Regions from separate parts of the Mus musculus genome. Here region 2 is linked to region 1. Evidence: chromatin loops called from intact Hi-C (ENCODE). Cell type or tissue: heart. All regions are shown on one strand.

Region 1 (8,000 bases):
AATTTAATTCTTTTAAAAGTGAGTCCCTTTGTATCACTGTGTCTCTGTCTGTGCATGTCTGTCTCTGACTCTGTCTGTCTGTGTCTCTCTGTCTCTCTTCCTCAGTTTGGGGGGAGGGGCATGCCCATGTCATGTCATGGTTGTAGAGGTTAGAGGACAACTTTGGGGGAGTTGGTTCTCTCCTACTATTTGGTTCCTGGAGGTGAAACTCAGGCTACCAGGCTTGGTGTAAATTACCTTTACTCTCTGAGCCATCTCTCTGGCCTCGAGACCTTGCTTGTTATTTTCTGAGGCAATAATATTGAAATTTGGCCAACAAATAGCTGTGTGTTTATTAGCTTCTGTGATGGTTTGTATATGTTTGGCCCAGGGAGTGGCACTATTAGGGGGTGTGGCCTTGTTGGAGTAGGTGTGTCACTGTGGGCATAGGGCTTAAGACCCTCCCTCTAGCTGCCTGGAAGTCAGTCTTTCACTAGCAGCCTTCAGATGAAGATATAGAACTCTCAGCTTCTGCACCATGCCTGCCTGGATGCTGCCATGCTCCCACCTTGATGATAATGGACTGAACCTCTGAACCCGTAAGCCAGCTCCAATTAAATGTTGTCTTTTATAAGATTTGTCTTGGTCCTGGTGCGTGTTCACAGCCATAGAACTCTAAGACAGCTTCTAAATGTCCCAAGTGAAAGGATGTGACTTTCAGGTTAGGCTAAGGTTAGGCTAACATGAGGCCTCTTGCACTGAGGGGCTAGCCAAGTTTTGAGTGCTGAGGAAAACTTCTGGAAGGAAATTGAAAGTGCTGCCCCACTGAGCACAGGAGTGACAAGAAAGCGAATCGCCCATGTTGCCAACTGTGGAGTCACATTGGAGAGCTTTCCTCCAGGCATTGCCTGACCTGTCAGGTGACAAAGCTGAAGAAGCTGAGAGAGTAGTCGGAAGTGACACTCAGTGGCATGCCTTCGGTGTAAACCATCTTTCATTGGATGAGGACTCTCCTGGGCACATCCATAGCTGAAGAGAAGCTAATGCCTGGCTTAAGAGAAAGAGCAGCAGACACTTGTCCAGGACCACCATGTTCCTTAGCAACCCTGTGTTCTGCCTGTGGGACAGCGAAGCCTAGAGGGCACACCCATCCCTGCTTACCACGTGACTAATGTGGCTACTGCTCAGACAAAAGCATATTCCTTCACAATGTTACTGTGGCACATTGACGTTTATTACAGCAATTGTACCCATCTGTTTTTAGGTGCATGCTGGGGATTCGAACTCTCATTCTCAGGCTTTCAGTGTAAACTGTTTTATCCACTGAACTATCTCCTCAGTCCAGGCTTGACTTTTTACATGGGCTCTGGAAATCCAAACTTGGATCTTCATACTTTTGTGGAAAACACCTTACTGATGAGCCATCTCCTTAGCCCCTGGAAGGAAGTCTCTTGAGACAGAATCTATCCCTGTGACAACCGAGGAGTCGGGGTGTCATGGAAACTTAGTTGAGAAGTGGTAACAGAGCTGGAGAGGATTACTTCAGTGTTGAAAGAAATGTTCTCAAACAACACTATAAACTGCAGGGGATGTTCATGAAGGGAAGAGTGGACAGGTGTGGCCCATTCCACTGTCATTAAGGCAAAAAGTCACCTTGACCACCCCAGCCTTCCACAGCCACCACTCTGATTAGTCAGGAGTCAGCAACAGCTATGAGTGCCAGAAGCAAGCACAATGCACAACTCAACAGGGCCAGATGGTTCTTGGCATTTTTTTTAGCAATAAGAATATATATATATATATAACACAAAGGTGCCACTACATAATACTGTATAATGCTACTACACATTTCATAGATACTAATGAGTGGTGTCTGACTCTACAGGCCTGCAAACCCAGCTGAGGGGATGAGGCAGGAAGATTACCAAGTTCAAGGCCTATCTACGCTACAGAGTGAATTCAAGACTATAGGAGGCCACTGGAAAAAAATCTTATTTCAAAATAAAAAGTGTCAGAAGATTGTTCCCCCACTGCACTGTCAGGTCCTGATGTAGTTTGTTACCCAAGCACAGAGTGTCAAAGGCAGGGGAGCTGTGCATATATACAATGCATGTTTGGTCTGTATGAGGCTTGGTGGTGACAGATTCCAGCATAAAGCAGGCATTCATTATATCTTTTTCTTTCAATAAAAGTTTGTTAAAACAGAGGGGGTGGCTTGAGAGAGATGGTTCAGCCGTTAAGAGCACTGACTGCTCTTCCAGAAGATTCAGGTTCGACTCCCAGTACCCACAAAAGGGTCCCCAACTGTCTGTAGTTCAAGTTCTAGAGGCTATGAATCCCCTCCTTGGGTACTACATGCGTGCGGTGTACAGGCATGCATGCGGGTACAAGACTCTTACACATACAACAACAATCACAAAGAAGAAAGGAAAGGAGGCTGACCCTTGCTCCCAGAACACAAGAGCTTTGCTGGCATGCTGGTGCTAGAGTGCCCGCCTGTGACTGCAGATGTGCTAGGACATCCTGAATACCACAGGACAGGAGCTCCTGCTGTCTCGGCAGCCTTGACAGCATCTTGACTACATCTTTCCTGGAGTAGATCCTGCTTTGCTCTCCAACCAGGGCTGGGCCTCCTCAGGGGCATTCTGGATTCAACAGCCCAGGTTCCTGGCTGGCTTTCCTTCATTTCTTTACCTCCTGGCCTCTCCTGACTTTCAAAATGCTTTCTGCAGGAGCTTGAAAGAGTAAGATGGCAGCCCCTCCTCTACTCTCTATATCCCACCCGTGTTGATAACACTGGCTACCCACACAAGTTCCTGCCCTCACTGATGTGTCCCAGGTTCTCTTAGCTTAACACTGGCAGCTTGATGTTGAAGGTCTGTTGTGGCTGGGACTGTCACTAGTGGGCAAGGTGAGGTGTGGGTCTCATCCATGGTACCAGGTATATGTTCCCTATGGCCTCTGTAACTGTGCCCTTTGTGCCCATATGCTCTTCTGTTAACATGAAGGCAAGGCTCAGGGGCTCATTTGTCTCGGGGGGAAATGCTTCACTGGAGTATGAGTATGGAGTATGAGCACAGATGTACTAGTTTGGTCCCCCATGAATGCCTGCAGTGGTTCTAGTTGTGTGGGCATCTCTGCCCTCCACCTTTGGTCAGCAGGCCACTTCCATTTCTAGATTACATCTTTCCTTGCTTGTCTTCATGGCTAGCATGACCTTTTACCTCTCCATGTTCCTTCTCCAGTGGCCCTGCCCACTGTGGGCAGCACCATTCCTTAGGACAGTGGTACTGGGATGTATGTGAAAGCTAGATAAGCATGAGGCCATGAGCAAGGTAGCAAGCAGTGTTCCTCTGTGGGGCTCGCTGACTGTGGGGCTATGAGCTGAAATAAACCCCTTTTTCCCTGAGTTGCTTTTGGCTATGTTTTTTTTTCTTTTAAATCACAGCAACAGAATGAAACTAGAACAGTGCCAGACTCCTTCCAGACCTTCCCTTTCTTTCCCTCAGGTCTCAACCATCTGCTATCCAATTTATCTCAATGAGCCCTGGACCCACCACTCCTCAGATGGTTGGACAGATGAGGACCCACATGTCCACTGCTACAGAGTAGGGCCAGTGCAGTGCTCCTAATTTGGCTTTTCTTTTTAATTTTATTATTATTATTATTTATATGTGTAAGTATCTGTGCAGTGCCTGCTCCTAAGCCATCTGGTTGGGTCCACAAGTCTTTTTCCCAACATGGCCACCAGAGGGCGCTCGGCCTCCACGCAGGGAAGAATGCTGTGCTTGGGTCTTTTCTACCTAGCTACCAGGCAGGGCTGGACCATAGAGAATTCACAGCTGCTAGAAAATGACAGGGGATTGGGGAGTTCACCAAGGCAGGACACCCCCTCACTCATGCCTCATGTTTATGCGACAGATGGGAGTCATAAACTAGAGAGGATATGTATAGGCGTGAGTACCAGACTCAGGGCCAATCTGGTTCAGAAACAACGGTAACTCAATCTCTGGGTGCAACAACTAAAACCTAATCTACCTTTTTCACTTCTGGCCAAAAGCGAGCTGGAGTTGCCCAGCATCCCCCCAGAGCTGCCTTTGTGGTGCCTATCTCTGCAAGTGTTGATGGTGCTATTAGGGCTAATAGCAGCTGACCACGAACTTTGACCTGGTAGATTTGGAGGTTCCTAGAAGTCACAGATGGAGGATACCTGGGGTTGACCTCTATATACACATGCACACACATACACCATGAACACAAAACCAAACACATACAGAATCATATTACACACACACACACACACAAATTGGCTTGCAGGGCACGAGACAGAGACTGGACTTTCAGGGGCCCACTATTGTCAGAAATGGGACTATCTTTCACTAGAATTCACAGGGCTGAATGCAATGCCCTCCTGCCCAAGAGCCAAAGAGGGCCTCAGAGGATATTTGGTGCATAGCAGGGACAGTCCTGTGTGTATGTATGTGGATGCCAAATTAAACGCTAGGTTTCCTTCTCCGTTCTCCATGTGTGCCTTACGAACCTCTGAGTCTATTTGTTCCGAGGATGTGAACTGCTCAGGAGATTGCTTTCATGTTTCTGGGTCCTAGTCCCCTGCCTAGCTGTTTTGTTTGCCCTCCTTGCCAGAGATAGGTGGCATAGGACAGCTGTCACCTGGAGTCCCATGGATTGGGCATACAGGGAATCAACATGGGCCTGGGCGTTGACAGTCCTCTCAAGGATCTGGGTTAGCATGTAGGCTGTGAGGATCTAAAAACCAGCTCTTGTACTGTGCTAAGAGCCCCTGGAAGGATTTTCCCAGCTAGAATGAGGCTGAATCAGGGGAGAGGAACACTTCTCTGCAGGAGCTAGATGCACGTCGTCACCTTGCACACAAGACTGCACTGAGAAATCAATTGTGGTTGGGGGCAGCTTTTCTTTGATTTTTGTTGTATTATCATTTCTTTGACTACAGATTTCTCGGTCTGCTCAGGCTAAACCAGTGTCTTGTCTGGAGACATGGCTCTGCTGCTAAACTCTGGACTGGACATGGTGGTTAGCTTCATGCCAGAGCCAGGTCTCCTTCCAGGCCTCAGCACTTTTAATGTGGTAAAATGTGTATTGGTAGTGAATTTTCTGCTTGAGAGTCAAGCTCTAGGAGAAAGAACTATTTCTCTCCCAATCCCAGATTCCTATTTTGGGGTGAAGGTGGGGGCTCTGGGCAGGGCTGTTCTCTCTGACCAGGTACATCTTTGATTGACATTCAGCTTTGCAGTTTGCCCCCCAAAGAGTGGGGTGGCTTCCCACTGCCGTGCTCACAAACCCTGTGAGGCATTCTCTGGCTCGTAGGGAGGGGGGCATTGTGTACAAGCCCTGTGGATTCTAGTGAAAGATCCTCTACTGATGAGAGCAGGCCCCGCAGTTCCAGCCCCCAAGTCATTTTTTGTTTTTAAATAATTGATTAATCTATCATTTTGTGTATGTATGTGTTGCAGGAAATATTAAAAACGAAACAGCACATTCCCACACTTGCACTGCCAACTCTGCCCTGGTGGCCTGACTGGCTGTGCACTGGCAGCTAATGGCCAACTTGTTTTATTTCCTGGAGACTCTTTGGCCTGAAGCTCCCAAATGTCTCTACCCAGCTTGCTAAGCATGTCTCCCCATGCCTCAAAAGCTCCATGGCCTTTGTGGTGCACCTCAGGCAAACTCACACATTTTGCCGCCTGTACCTTTCTCTCTTGAACCCAGATGAGCCCCCGTGTGAAGGAAAACGCAACACCAACTTAGTTCAGAAACAACGGTAACTCAATCTCTGGGTGCAACAACTAAAACCTAATCTTGTAAGCCCTATTAAAATCTGATTCCTCTGGTGGCAAATCCTTGTGGATCCTCCATGATACTGGGAAACTCTAGCAGCTACATCTTATACTTATGCTGTCCCTGTCCAAAAGGCTTAACTCTCTTCTGCTTCCTCTCTTCCTTCATCCAAACCAGAAGTCCCGCCTACTTGCCCAGTGATTGGCTCCTTTATTCATTAGGGATTGATTCACCAGAAGCCAATGAGTTCACGACCCATTCCTGAGTCCAGACAGCCTCTCCTGGGAGAGCAGAATTAACATAAAAATACAAGCAGCACAGTGCCATCCACAGCATTCGTGTGTTAGTTTCTGTGTTCACAGTGTGTGGGTGAGCATGTGGAGCTCAAGGTCAATGTCAGATGTCCTTTATCTGTTCTCCTTATTCTTTAAGACTGGGTCTCCTGCTGAACTGGAGCACACTGATCTGGCCATGTTAGTTGGCCAGAAAGCCCTGGATTCTCTTGTCTTCCTTTCCCCAGTGTTGGGATCACAGAAAAGTGCTGCTCCATCAGGCCTTTTATGTGGGTACGGGGAACAAGCTTGACTCCTCAAATTTGTGTCATAAGCACTTTGCTGACCAGACCACATCCCCAGCCGTGGTTGGGAATCCTACAAAGACTAGAAATAGCCTTGTCCACAGCAAAGCTGTGTGTGTGTTTGTGTGTGTGTGTGTGTGTGTGTGTGTGTATGTGGCTCCAGAGGCCTAATGATCTCTGCTGTAACCACTAGGTCTGTCACACAGGTAGGAAGGAAGCCATGGGCAAGATGTCGTGAATGTGTCTGCTGTGTCCAGTGAAAGTTTACTGATGGCTACTCAGCTCCAAGTTTCATGGAGTTCTCAGGTGCTGTGAATATTATCGTTTAGATTCTTTGTTTCAGACATTTACAGGTACTAAGAACAATGTCAGCTTATAAGTTATGTGTAAATAGGCCTTGGACTAGATTTGTTCCACGGTCATAGCTTGCTCTCTACCTTTGAACATATACTCAGCAGAGTGCTTGGAAAGTCAATACCCAAGAAGTGAATTGTGATCTGTTTCTATGAAGTCACATGTGGGCCACATTCCTGGGTACCCAGAGAGAAGGTGCCTGGGTTTCCTGGATCTTAGGGAGCCCCATAGGCTGAGTATAGCCAGCTTCTTTGTGCCCGCATGAGTCCCTGGCAGGGGCTTCGGTGTTTTCTGGCCAAGTCTTGTAGCCACCGAGCATCCTTTCCATGTGTGCCCAACATTTCCCATGGAGTGTGACACTGATGACATTGAGACCCCACCAGGGGAGGACCTCTCTGCCACCCTGTCAGCTGCTGGGTCACATGTCTTCCTGCACAGGAAAAATGATCACAACCTGACTCAATCCACCCATTGAGAGAGTGACATCCACCCTCTCAATGGAAACTTCCCTTCTCATACACAGCTTACTCTCACGAAGGGACGTGAAGGTTCTCGACAGCACAAGATAGAAATTTTGTCACATAACCAACAGTTCAGGAAGTCTCTGTGATTTCTTAACTTATGCAACCCATATAGCACAAAGATACCAGTTTTGAGAACATTATGATGCAGTTGTTGGTTTTTTTTTTTTATAAGAACAGATTAAAAACTTGGGTATGAGAAGATGGCAGTAAGTACCATAATATATTTTGCACAATTTCTTGATACTACCAATTCTGAGGAGATATGTGGGTGCCCTGCTAAGGCTCAGCGGCCTGTATTTTCTTTGGGGTCTTTGTCACACCTATGTAATACCTTTCTTTCATGCCTATAGAAAGATCCTACAAGGGGCTGGTGAGATGGCTCAGTGGGTAAGAGCACCTGACTGCTCTTCCGAAGGTTTGAAGTTCAAATCCCAGCAACCACATGGTGGCTCACAACCATCCGTAACAAGATCTGACGCCCTCTTCTGGAGTGTCTGAAGACAGCTACAGTGTACTTACATATAATAAATAAATCTTAAAAAAAAAAAAAAAAAGAAAGAAAGATCCTACAAAGAAGGACAGAGGGACCCTGGAAGATGGGCAGCAGGGCTGTGCCACCTGGCCCCTCCAGAAACAGGGACTGCTTGGAGTTGTGTATTCTATGGTGTCCTTGTTTCAAGAATTCCTCTCAGGCCATGGCAAACTGTTGAGCTGGGTGGGCATCCAGTTCTTGCCTCTGCCCAAGTGCT
Region 2 (8,000 bases), 880 kb after region 1:
TCCAAAGGCTGCTAGTGGAAGACTGACTTCCAGGCAACTGGGGTGAGAGTCTTAAGCCCACACTCACAGTGATACACCTACTCCAACCAGGTCACACCTATTCCAACAAGGCCACACCTCCAAATGGTGCCACTCCCTGGTCCAAGAATATACAAACCATCACATCTTTGCCCCAGACATTTCCACAAACCCCTATAGAATCTGTGCTTCCTGCTATCTTTATCCCTTTACCCACTCCAGCCAACCACTAATTCTTTACTTCCAAAAGACAGAATTTTTTACAAGTTCTATGTAACTAGATCATGTAGTTTGTGTTGGCTTTTTTTGTTTGTTTCGTTTTGGTCTGATTTCTGTCACTGTGTTCTGTGACTGTATCACAGACCATAACAGCCCTTATTGTCTCATCTGTCAGCATCTGAGTTACTCCTACCTTGTGGCTGTTACATATGAAGCTGTTATTAACCATGCATGTTCAGACTTTGCAATGGATACAGGCTTTCATTTTGAGTAAGTATGCAGCAGAAGATAGCAGAAGATGAGAGCTGTGTGTTTGTATTTTTAGAAAATTGACAATATCTTCCTAATTGGTTATATTTTCCATTCCCACCAGAAAAATAAAGTTCTTCACATGCCCTGAAAACAAATTCTTTAACAGCTATGAGATCTGCAGGTTCTCTTTCCCAGTCCATGGTTTCTTTTTCTAATCAAAGAATAGTTTTTCACATGTAACAAAGCCAAATTTATGAAGCTTTTCTTTCATTAATCCTGATGTTGGTATTGTATGAGACAAGGTGGTGTAGCCCAGTGTCTCAGAGATTCTACTGTTTGCTTCTATTCCTTCTGTGGCTTTACATTTACCTCTGTGACTCTCTAAGCTATTTCATGTGGTACCAGGTATAGACTAAAGGTCAATTTTTGCCTGTGATTATCAAACTGTTCTAATTCTATTTGTTAAAAATATCCTTTACTCACTAAATTTCATCTTTTTACCTTTGTCAAAAGTCAATCAGCAATACATATGTGTATGTTCTTGGACTCAATACCCTGCTAGATTGAATACTGCTCTGTCCTTATGCTGTCACCACACTGTCTTGATCATTACAGACTGAAAAACTTCTTTATGTAGAAAGTCCTCCAAACTCGTTCTCTTCAACGTTGTTCAGACCATTGAAAATTCACTGAAATCTCATCTGAATTTTAGGTAAATTTATCAATTTTCATTTTAAAAAAATATCTATTGGGGACTGGAGAGATGGCTCAGCGGTTAAGAGCACTGGCAACTCTTCCAGAGGTCCTGAGTTCAATACCCAGCAACCACATGGTGGCTCACAATCGCAATGGGATTCAATGCACTTTTGGTGTATATTTGAAAATAGCTACAGTGTACTCATATAAATATAAATAAATAAATATTTTTTAAAATGCCTATTGGGATTTTGACTGGCATTGTGTTAAATCTATAAATTAATGAGAGGGAAGACTAGCCTATTAACATTATCATTGGAGGGGGGGGATATAGGGGACTTTGGGGATAGCATTTGAAATGTAAATGAAGAACATATCTAATAAAAAAACATTATCATGGACAAAAATGTAACCAAACTCACAAACTGGAACCCTAGTTCCCAGTGTGATGACATCTGAAGGCAGAGCTTTGAAGATATCAGGGAGCTATAAGATCTCAGACATAACAATGAATGGCTGCCAAGCCTCCCTTGGGCCAGGGTCCTATGAATATCCAATGCCTGCTACTGGTATTCATTCTTGGGGAAGAAAATTACTTAGAAAAGATTCATGTTTTCTATCTTCTTAAGACAAAGAAATGTTTTAAACTGAAAGGACAGCTACTCCTGCTTCTAATGGACTCAACAAAGATCACTGTCTCACTAGAATCCTTACACAAAATACATGAACCACTTGTTAAGAAACCAAAAATAAAATATTTACAATAACTCCAAAAATAACATAGAAATTTGTAGGAGAAAATTATCTCACCCAAAAGCAAATTATGTTTTGTTTAAAGAGTTTTGATAAATTCCCCTCACACACAAATCCCTAATTCACAATGACACACCAGGAACTTGACTCCAGGCCTCTCTCTCTCTACTACTCTATGTCATCTCAAAATTACTATTTTGTGTGAAAAGGGCATCAATAAACTTAATTACTTTATCTACCAAAAGAACACATCAGTACCATTTTATTCCAGCCATATTGGATATATTAGCCCACTAAGTCTGTCTATTGGCTTAAATGAGCCCATGATCATTAAGCCAATTAAACAGGACAAAGCAATACTACAGTTATCTTTTTAGTAGTGTACATACAAGCATATTTACATACACACAGAAAGCCTCCTTAAAACACCTTCAAGGTGCAGAAAGTTTTTAAAAATCAATTTCAAGGAGCTGGGGAAACAACTGCTTTGGTAATGTGCTTGTTTTACAAGCATGAGGACCTGAGATCAGTCCCCAGCACCCACATAAAAATGCAGGTGGGATGGAATATGTTTGTAATCCCAGAGCTGGGGAGGTGGAGACGACTTACTGGCCAGTAACCAGCCTATCTTAACTAGTGAGACGCAAGTCAATTAAAGATTCTGTTTTTAAAAAGCAAAGTGGATGGTTCTTGAATACTACCACCTGAAGCTGACCTCTGACCTCCACATGTATGCATGTGTACACATACCCACACACATATACATAAGCGCACACACACCAAAACACTTTATAAATTCAATTTTAATAACCCAACATATTAGATATATTCTACATACCCAGTGCACTATATTGTCTTGGCCAAAAATCAGGTATTCCCCCTCTCTGTAATTTAAAGGAGATTAACCACCTTTACAGCAGTTGAGTGAGAAGCATTTTACATCTGCCATAGTTTAGCTGTCATGACCTTGGAAAAACTTCAACTCTATCAATGGGCTATCTCCTGTTTAATGGGTTACAACTCTGCCCTTACCAAGAACAGAAGAGAAACGACACCCAAGTTTTTAAACAAATCTTTAAAAAATATTGGGGGGGGGGGTGCGCCAGAAAGATGGCTCAGTGGTTAAGAGCACTGACTATTCTTCCAAAGGTCTTGAGTTCAAATCCCACCAACCACAAGGTGGCTCACAACCATCCATAATGAGCCCTCTTCTGGAGTGTCTGAAGACAGCTACAGTGTACTCACATATAATAAATAAATAAATAAATAATTCTAATTCACCATCACTCAGGCAAAACAAGAACAAAAAAAAAATGGTGTGAATTATAGCTGAAACTAGCTCAACTCTTTCCTTACCATTCTCATTAATTTTACTCAACAAGGCTTACAATTAAAAAAAAAAAAAAACTATACATGACATTAAAAATAACAGTGACAAAAACCTCAGCAGAATTGGGAAACGGGCTCACTGTGTAAGCACACTTACTCTGCAAGCATGAGGACTTGAGTTTGAATGCAAGCACCCAGACAAGAAGCCAGGCACTGGGGCACAGAGACAGGGGCATCTCAAGCACTTCCTGCCCAGCCACCCAAACAGTTGCACTTCCAGTTCAGTGAGAAACCCTGTCTCAAGGAAATAAGATGAAAGATGATAAAGGAAGACATCTAGTATAATGCTCTGGCTCTCACATTTATGTGATCAGGAGAATGTATGACACAACACACACATAGCGCACACACACACACACATACATAGATACATATAAAACAAGTATTTTTTAAACTAAGCACAAAATAAATTGCCAAGAGAGACACAACTTCTTTAACAACACAAATATAGCAGAGTAGAGCATTCTTCTTCCTTTCTACCTCTTTGCATAGCCTAAGTGGCACAGGAGTACTCTAAAAAATCATAAGTGTATATTTAAGCACCTTTGTGACATGCCTAAATCTCCAGACCTCTGTATCACATATGTTTCACCCATAAAGTTCATTAAAAGAGAACTGAGCTGAGCTGGAGACGCAAGCCAGGCTCTCCACTTCTAGCTACACTCTCCACACCATTCAAACATCAGCCTCAGAAAAACTACCAAATACAAATATATGAATACTAATGTTTGCTATATTTTCATAAACAGAAAATAGACTGCCATTTTTAGCATAAAAGAGACCTTACATCCTTTTTTGGGCTTTTTTTTAATTGTTTTGTTGTTTTGTTTTGTTTTGTTTTTTAGACAGGGTTTTTTTGTGTATCCCTGGCTGTCCTGGAACTCAGTCTATAAGACCAGGCTAGCCTCGAACTCAGAAATCCCCCTGCCTTTGCCTCCCAAGTGCTGGGATTAAAGGCATGTGCCACCACCGCCCAGCTGAGACCTTACATGCTTATTATTGATTTGTGCACATATATATTTGCAGAACAAGAAATTCAAAATATTCTCTGCAGACCAAAAGTCAAAAAAGTAAAACTTGCCTTAGGCAAAAACTCACAGATCAAAAAATAATAATTATTATTATTATTATTATTATTATTATTATTATTATTATTAACCAATTCACTTATTTAAAACTAAGATAGGGCTAGGAAGCTAATATGGTCAATGAAGTGTTTGTTGCACAAGCATGAGAACCCAAACTCATTCCCCTCAAACTATCAGGAGTGGTGGCACATCTCTAATGACAGCACTTGGGAGGTGGAGGCAAGGCACTGACTTAAGGCTAGTCCTTTGGGGCAGGGGGAAATATGTGTATTCAATATGCATTGCAAAGTGGCTTGTCAACTTTTCAAAACTCAATAAATTTGTGGACTTTCCCTTAAAAGCATTCTACAATTCTAATACAATTGAAAATTGTTACCAACTTTACACATATTTTATTCTATATATTTACCTTAATTTATAATATAAAAGTTGTCAAATTTCTCCGCTTCAAAAAACTAAAATTATATTCTTCAATAGATTGCAAAACTTAAGAAAGGTAGTTTGCCAGAGTCAGTATCCACAGCAAGCCACTGGATTAGTAGCCAATGCCCAGTCCCAAAATACAGTTCAGTTTGAGGTTCAAACACAAGACCAAATTACTGGCTCACCATAGAGTTATCTTCTACTGCCACCTGCTGGTATCACAAAATAGTTCAAAATACAACATACAACTCATGTTGAGAGAACCTCGAGTTTAGAGCCTCTGTCGATCTGATAGATTCACAAAAACAAACAAACAAAAAAAAACAAACAACAAAAAAAAAACAGTGAGCACACTCCCTCGGTTTGAGCCTTTATGCTGTAAAACAAATGGTGACGTAGAGGCACATATGCCTGTAAGTACCCTTCATTTAACAAGATATATTCATTGGCATCAAAAGAAAGTCCTCAGAGAGATTAGCCAGCTCACCAGGGCTCACGCTAACAACCTGAACTGAAACTAGACATTTCACTTGCCAATGTATAGCTCCACACCAGCAAACACAACTGACGCAAACACTAGGCACCACTGGAGAAAAACACCTCCAAAACCAGAGAATTATGCCCAGACTTAAGACTAGAACTTAATTCTATCATTCTCTCCTTCAAATTTTTACCATTATTGGCTTTTAATTTTAAGTACACATGGCGGAAAAGTAGTCACTGCAAAGTAAGAATCTTGGGAACTTCCAAAATAAAAAATTAACAGTGCCAAGACACAAAAGATGACACTACAAAGGAATTTCTCTGTCCCCCTTTTACTCCTATTTTGCTTATGCCAATGATGCCACTTTGTCTTAGTCAGGGTTTCTTGCTCAGCCTGCTCTCTTATAGAACCAAGACTACCAGCCCAGAGATGGTCCCACCCACAAGGGGACCGCCCTCCTTGATCACTAATTGAGAAAATGCCTTACAGTTGGATCTCATGGAGGCATTTCCTCAACTGAAGCTCCTTTCTCTGTGATAACTCCAGCTGTGTCAAGTTGACACCCAAAACCAGCCAGTACAGACTTTGACACCTCTGCCTCTTCATTACAGCTTAAACTGTATGGCATGCTCAGTCAAAGAATCACAGTGGAGATTACTCTCTTCAGATAACTACTTGCCTTTGAAAAACTGCTCTTGGCCTGATACCGGGCTTTCACCAAGTATAAGCACTTTGACCTTGCAGTTATGATAGGCCTGAGCTCCTACTCCAAAATGCTAGGCATGCACAAAAGTACTGTGTATCATCAAATAAAAATGATCTATGTGTGGCCCAGCATAAGCCCTAATAGAACAAAGTGATTCCATGAAGAAGTGCCCCAAATACTCAAGGCTCCCTCTTGTTGATTTTGAAGAGGGGCCCCTTGTCTAGTTTATTGGGTGGCTCTCGCTCTACAGACCTCTCAGGACAATAATAAAAAAGTAAGATGCCGGGCTGGTGAGATGGCTCAGTGGGTAAGAGCACCCGACTGTTCTTCCAAAGGTCCGGAGTTCAAATCCCAGCAACCACATGGTGGCTCACAACCATCTGTAACAAGATCTGACGCCCTCTTCTGGTGTGTCTGAAGACAGCTGCAGTGTACTTACATATAATAAATAAATAAATCTTTAAAAAAAAAAAAAAAGTAAGATGCCTATATCCCATGGGAATACTCACCAAAGTGTCCCTGGACAGAGGAGGCTTAAACAGAGAAGAGGATAAAGAAGACACGATAATCCAAAAGGACACTGGGGAGCTGAGGACCCAGTGGGTCCATGAAAATATGCTGTTTACTTCATCTTACTCTGGTGCAGTCATTAGATGAGCAGGTACTTTTTTACATACATTCTACGCTTCTCACATAAAAACCCAACCCACTTGTTCTTGTTCTATTCATTCTGCAGATAAAACACTGACTTGACATTTTTAACAGTTTGTTCAGGGTCCCTAACAGTAAGACAGAGAACTGAAATTCTAAGCTAGGCTAGCTGACTCCAAAGTCAAAAAACAGGCCCTCATGGGAGAACTTCTAAAATAAAATAAAAGACAGTGAGCTTTGAAGAGTGACGTACAAAACTACTCTGTAAACTCCTGATGGAATAAACGTGCAAGAACAAACAAAACTGCTGACAAGAAGAAAGTTAGTGTTTCCTACATTCATGGTGGAAGAGGATCTTCTTCACAGAGAAACAATTAAGAGAGCTGGGCGTGGTGACGCACGCCTTTAATCCCAGCACTTGGGAGGCAGAGGCAAGCAGATTTCTGAGTTCGAGGCCAGCCTGGTCTACAAAGTGAGTTCCAGAACAGCCAGGGCTATACAGAGAAACCCTGTCTTGGAAAAAAAAAAAAATTAAGAGAAACCAAAGCCAAAGGGGGGAAAAAGACCACTTGATACAAAAATATAAAAACTCCAGGTCCCCAAAGAGCATACAAAATCAAAAGTCAAAATAGCAACTATAAATAAACATTTATAGGGGTTTAGTTTTAAAGAAACCAAATAGTTTGATACAAAAAGGGGGAGTTCGTGACAAATTATATATGTACTCGATGTCTATAAACGAATTAAAATTGAAAGATCACTAATTTTTCTAATGATAATCAGGGAAGCTATTTCTTAGTCACATCTTTGGCAACAAAGATATCAGTATTTGATGCTACTGGGTTTATGTTAGAAACAAAGGCACCTATATCATCTGTCAGAAGAACTTCTAAAAAATAGTATGCCAATGATACTTATTACTCTAATGATTTCCATCATAATTATCTATGCAAATTGTAGAAACTCAAGTCACTGTGAAAAATCCCCTGGAAACCCAACAGAAGACAGTTAAGTAAGAGTCCTGAGAAGACAGAAAGCTGCTCTGTACCTGGGAATACTCAGCCCCCACATCACAGCTGTCAGAAGTCACTGGAGAAGTGGTCTCACTTCTGAAAGCAGTAAGGTAAGAGCTGATACAGGCACTAAAAATGTTTTCAATGACTATGAAGAACAGAAAAATTATCAGCACAAATTCAGTGCTTGAAAGATTCAAATTACATGTGCTATAAACACATGGTACATATATGTACTACAAAAAAAAGCCAATGCCATTTTCTGCTTTGTATGTTTTGATATTCCTGTTCATTCTAGAGTAAGCATG

What was found. A loop is a pair of places that touch in the nucleus more often than their neighbours do. Peaks named below come from ENCODE experiments on the same cell type or tissue, not always from the same donor. Only the 100,000 strongest peaks of a DNase experiment are listed, where the experiment ranks them.
Region 2: it touches region 1 in a loop (21-fold over the local background); 18 of 42 quality-filtered maps call a loop at or near these places.

The regions. Positions count from the first base shown.
Region 1 is chr5:28,447,648-28,455,647 of GRCm38, forward strand. No RefSeq gene overlaps it. Among named protein-coding and RNA genes, the nearest start is that of 9530036O11Rik, 15 kb to the right of the region's middle. In heart, no CTCF peak of the experiment used is centred here; a DNase peak (open chromatin) is centred at 3,744; H3K27me3 peaks cover 3,590 bases.
Region 2 is chr5:29,330,996-29,338,995 of GRCm38, forward strand. All of the region lies in intron 4 of Lmbr1 (limb region 1), which reads right to left. Among named protein-coding and RNA genes, the nearest start is that of Lmbr1, 43 kb to the right of the region's middle. In heart, a CTCF peak has its summit at 5,051 (motif pointing left); no DNase peak of the experiment used is centred here.